Regions from separate parts of the Homo sapiens genome. Here region 2 is linked to region 1. Evidence: read pairs that join two places in POLR2A ChIA-PET (ENCODE). Cell type or tissue: GM12878. All regions are shown on one strand.

What was found. ChIA-PET counts read pairs that join two places held together with the same protein. Peaks named below come from ENCODE experiments on the same cell type or tissue, not always from the same donor. Only the 100,000 strongest peaks of a DNase experiment are listed, where the experiment ranks them.
Region 2: POLR2A ChIA-PET joins it to region 1 with 13 read pairs; 3 of 35 experiments call an interaction of 5 or more read pairs at or near these places.

What each region holds. Positions count from the first base shown.
Region 1 is chr22:23,849,530-23,852,029 of GRCh38, reverse strand. No RefSeq gene overlaps it. Among named protein-coding and RNA genes, the nearest start is that of SLC2A11, 7.1 kb to the left of the region's middle. RefSeq lists an enhancer at 1,983-2,500. In GM12878, a CTCF peak has its summit at 2,324 (motif pointing right); a DNase peak (open chromatin) is centred at 1,529; H3K4me3 peaks cover 262 bases.
Region 2 is chr22:23,013,908-23,016,407 of GRCh38, reverse strand. No RefSeq gene overlaps it. Among named protein-coding and RNA genes, the nearest start is that of GNAZ, 55 kb to the left of the region's middle. In GM12878, no CTCF peak of the experiment used is centred here; no DNase peak of the experiment used is centred here.

The DNA.
Region 1 (2,500 bases):
AGACCAGCCTGGGAAACATGGTAAAACCCCGTCTCTACCAAAAATACAAAAAATTAAACCCCATCTCTACCAAAAAATACAAAAAATTAGCTTGGCATGGTGGTTTGGCCTGTAGTCCCAGCTACTCAGGAGGCTGAGGCATGAGGATCACTTGAGCCCAGGAGGCAGAACTTGCAGTGAGCCGAGATCGTGCCACTACACTCCAACCTGGGCGACAGAGTGAAACTCCGTCTCAAAAAAAAAAAAGATATGAACAAGGAATTTACAGAAGAGGAAACTGAAATGACCAAAAAACCTAATTAAAAGATAGCTACATTAGTAATCAGGAAATGCAAATTAAATCCACATCAGCATATTGGTTCCCACTCAACAGACTAACAGCTTAATTCTGGCAATACCAAGTGGTGGTGTTGATCAGCTGGAACACCCACGTACTATTGATGAAAATATCAGTTGGAACTAGGTGTGGTGGCTCATGCCTGTAATCCCACCACTTTAGGAGGCCAAAATAGGAGGATCATTTGAGGCTGAAGTTTCAAACCAGCCTAGGCAATGTGGTGAGACCCTGTCTCTATAATTTATTTTTTTTAATTAGCTGGGCACAGTGGCACACCACACAGCTGTGGTCCCAGTTACTTAGGAGGTTGAGGTGGGAAAAAAAGCTTGAGCCCAGGAGGTCAAGGCTGCAGTGAGCCATGTTCACACCACTGCACTCCAGCCTGAGTGACAGACTAAGACCCTATCTCAAAAAAAGGAAGGAAGGAATGAAGGAAGGAAGGAAGGAAAAATGTAAATCAGTGCAATGACTCTGGAGAGCAATTTGGGCAGATGAAGGAAGTTGAAGTTCACATACCTCTCCCACCCAGCAATTCCACTCCTGGGTTTACCTTGGAGAAACTCTTAATCCCATGCTCAGGAACTGTTCACAAATGCAGCATCTTTTGTACCATAGGAAAATTGGAAACTATCCAAATGTCAATCATGCAAAAAAAGGAGATATAAGCTGTAGAATACCATAGAATACCATGCATCAGTGAAAATCAGTGGACTAGACTAGAGGAACGGTATCAACATGTGTGAATCACAACGCTGCATGAACAAAGTTGCAGAAAGATGCCTACACTATTATGCCTGTATATTGTTTGGAAATATACAAAACCGTACCTAATGTGTGTAGGAATATATATGTCTACATAGTAAAAGCCTGGGGGCGAGCCTGGGGATAAGTCCCAAATTTAGAACTGGGTTTAACCTTGAATCCAAGACCCTGCCAGACTGGATCCTGACCTGGCCACCATTAACAATACCTGGCTGCCCCTTGATTCTCCTTGAAATGCCTCTTGGATGCCCTAAAGCCACCCCCATCTCGTTGGAGACAGGTCCCCATGTGTGGGCTCCCCAGACATTAATTATTATCCTTTGGCCAGGAAGCTCTAGGTTTCGCCTCAGCAAACATTGACTGGGAGTTTAACCTTGGGCATGTGAAAGTCATATCTGTATTTGTAGCAGCCTGGTGCTCACATCCGTCCTGTGCAGTGCTAGGTGCAACCACCCATATGTGGATGTCAGCCTCATTTACGAGGGGAGTCCCTGAGGCTCTGTGAGGCCAAGCCGGTGCCCGCACCAGCCCTACAGCCCGGCTGGCAGAGCTGGTCTTCCTCACATTGCCAAGGGAGGAGCGCAGCTCAAACTAAAAACAATCAATACAGGCCGGGCGCGGTGGCTCCTGCCTGTTATCGCAGCACTGCGGAAGGCTGAGGCAGGCGGATCAACTGAGGTCTGCCTGGTGAAACCTCATCTCTACCAAAAATACAAAGATTAGCCGGGTGTGTGGTGGGCGCCTGTAATCTTAGCTACTGGGGAGGCTGAGGCAGGAGGCTTGCTTGAGCCGGGGAGGCAGAGGTTGCAGTGAGCCAAGATCGTGCCACTGAACTCCAGCGTGAGCGACAGAGCGAAACTCCGTCTCAAAAATAAATAAATAAATATTTAAAAATAAATAAATAAAAACAATCAATCCAGCGAAGCCCGCTGGTGATACTGACTCCCACCCGGCCCGTACCCCACCCGGGAGCCCACCGGCTCTTCCAGCGGGGTGCCTCCGTGTCCCTGAACTGTCTTAGAAAATGCCTGTTACCTGGGCCTAGGGAGGCAGGGCCCAGCGTTGGGGACATCCCAGGGATTCCGTCTCCTGGTGGAGACTTTCCCAGCCCTCGGGGAATGAATGGGCTCACCGCGCCCGGGTCCCGCCCCCGTTCAGCTTCTTCCCCGCAGGCTTTTCGGGATTTCCCCGACGCCGCCCAGACCGGCTCCGGCCGCGAGGGGGCGACAGAGCCCGGGCTCTGCGGAACCCAGCACCAGCGATTGCCGCCGACTCGCGAAGGTTCAGTGGTGGCGGTGACACAAAGGAGGCCTGCGCCCAGGCGCCGCTGGGTAGGGGGCACTTCATCTGGGGAGGCTCCCCTTTCTGCCTTGCCCTCCCTGCCCCTCAGCTCTTGGGCGC
Region 2 (2,500 bases), 840 kb after region 1:
CACTGCCTTTATGAGCTATGACACTCACCGCGAAGGTCTGCAGCCAGCGAGACCACGAACCCAGCCGGAGGAACAACAACTGCAGACGTGCCACCTTAAGAGCTGTAACGCTCACCGCCAAGGTCTGCAGCTTCACTCCTGAGCCAGCGAGACCACGAACCCACCAGAAGGAAGAAACTCCAAACACATCTGAACATCAGAAGGAACAACCTGCGGACACGCCACTTTTAAGAACTGTAACACTCGCTGCGAGGGTCCACGGCTTCATTCTTGAAGTCAGTGAGACCAAGAACCCACCAATTCCAGACACATCAGGTACTTGGGAGGCTGAGGTGGGAGGATTGCTAGCCGGGGAGTTTGAGGCTGCAGTGAGCTGTGATTACACCACTGTACTCCAGCCTGGGTGACAGAGTGAGAGCTTGTCTCAGGAAAAAAAGGCCTTATATGTAACGTGATAAACTGATATGATTACTTCCCTCGCTGTCTCAAAAATATTCTCTAACATTCCTTTCTTTTGTAGTTTTCCTTGTCACACTAAGTCGTTAATTCATCTGAAGGCCACCTTTGTTTAAGTGTTAGGGAGACATGAAATTTTGTTACTCCAAAAGTAAGCTGGTTTTTCCAGCATCATCAAAGAGTTAGCCTCTCCCTCATTGACTTGTTGAGCCCGCTTGAATATATATTAAATTTCGGTTTGGTGAACATGGTGAAACCCCATCTGTACTAAAAATACAAAATTAGCCTGGTGTGTAGTGGTGCACGCCTGTAGTCCCAGCTACTTGGGAAGCTGAGGCAGGAGAATCGCTTCAACCCAGGAGGCACAGGTTGCAGTGAGCTGAGATTGCGCTATTGCACTTCAGCCTGGGCAACAAGAGCAAAACTCCGTCTTGGAAAAAAAAAAATTCAGTAAACACAGGAGTCTCTCTCTCAGCTCTTTATTCTGGTCCATGAGTCTACGTGTAAGTTCATGGTAATTTTTTTTTTTTTTTTTTTTTTGAGAGTCTTGCTTTGTCTCCCAGGCCGGAGTGCAGTGGCGCGATCTTGGCTCACTGCAACCTCCACCTCCCGGGTTCATGCCATTCTCCTGCCTCAGCCTCCTGAGTAGCTGGGACTACAGGCGCCTGCCACCACGCCCGGTTAATTTTTTATATTTTTAGTAGAGACGGGGTTTCACCGTGTTAGCCAGGATGGTCTCGATCTCCTGACCCCATGATCTGCCCGCCTCGGCCTCCCAAAGTGCTGGGATTACAGGGGTGAGCCACTGTGCCCAGCCCACATTTTATCTTTTATATCATATTTTTACTGTACCTTTTTTAGGTTTAGCTACACAAATACTATTGTGTTAGAATTGCCTGTAATATTCAGTATAATAACATGTACAGGTTTGCAGCCTAGGAGGAATAGGCTACACCCTCTAGGTTTATGTAAGCATACTCTATGATGGTGGCACATCAAAGAAATTGCCTAATGACACATTTCTCAGAATGTGTCCTGGCCGTTTAGTGATGCATGAATCTACTTAATGCATCAGACAGTGCTTTGCATAGGGAGTACCATGGTTCTGGTTCTTCAGAAGTTTTGGATGTAGGGAGTATGATTATTTATGTGAAACACTCAATAAACAATTACGTTATGTGTTTAAATATGTTGACTTGTGTGGTAGTGATGTGAGCTCCAGAGAAGAGGGCTGTGTTGATGGATTAATGGTGGAATTATATCTTTAGGGGTGGATCTTCTGTTGACCTTGGTGGATAGATTTAATTGAGTGGTGAAAAAGAAGGTGGCCTTCTAACTAGGGAAGAACACTGATGACGGCCCAGAAGTGAGGAGGAGTGTAGTGTACCAAAGCACTAGAGTTTGTCATTTCCACTCCCATGCTTTGACTCGTCTTTCTCTTGAAGTGAGCAGAAACATCCTCCCCAACTTTCAGCATGACTTTCAACAATGCTGTTGGGTTGTGTTTGGGCTTCAGTCTCCTTGATACAGAAGGGCTGGGCTCCCAGCTAAACCCCCCGCTGAATCCTGGAACTGTGGCCCTAAGTGAAACAGCTTACCCCGTTTTTCCACCCAAATGTTGCCTTTTTGGCCTGCCCCGCCCCTATCTTGTGCCCCAAAAAGACTTCAGCCGGCAGAGCAACAGAAGCAGCTGAGCGGCAATCAGAGAAGCAACTGAGCATCAGAGACTGTGGACAGACGCAGCTAACTTCAGATGGTGCAGCTTTGTGGAGAGGGGCCTGGCTGGAGATGGCTGGGCTTCAGGGAAAGATCCCCTTCCCATCATCCCCTTCCGTTTCCAGCCTCCGTTTCTGCTGAGAGCCACCCACCACCCAATAAATTCCTCCACATGCATCCCCTTTCAAATGGTTCATGTGACCTGATTCTTCCTGGACATTGGACAAGAACCCAGGTGCTGAGAGGGCAGGGGCTGCCACCCTGACCCTCCACCAAGCCGGTTGGCACTTGGCTGTTTCCAGACATAAGAGCTGAAACAGCATTGGTT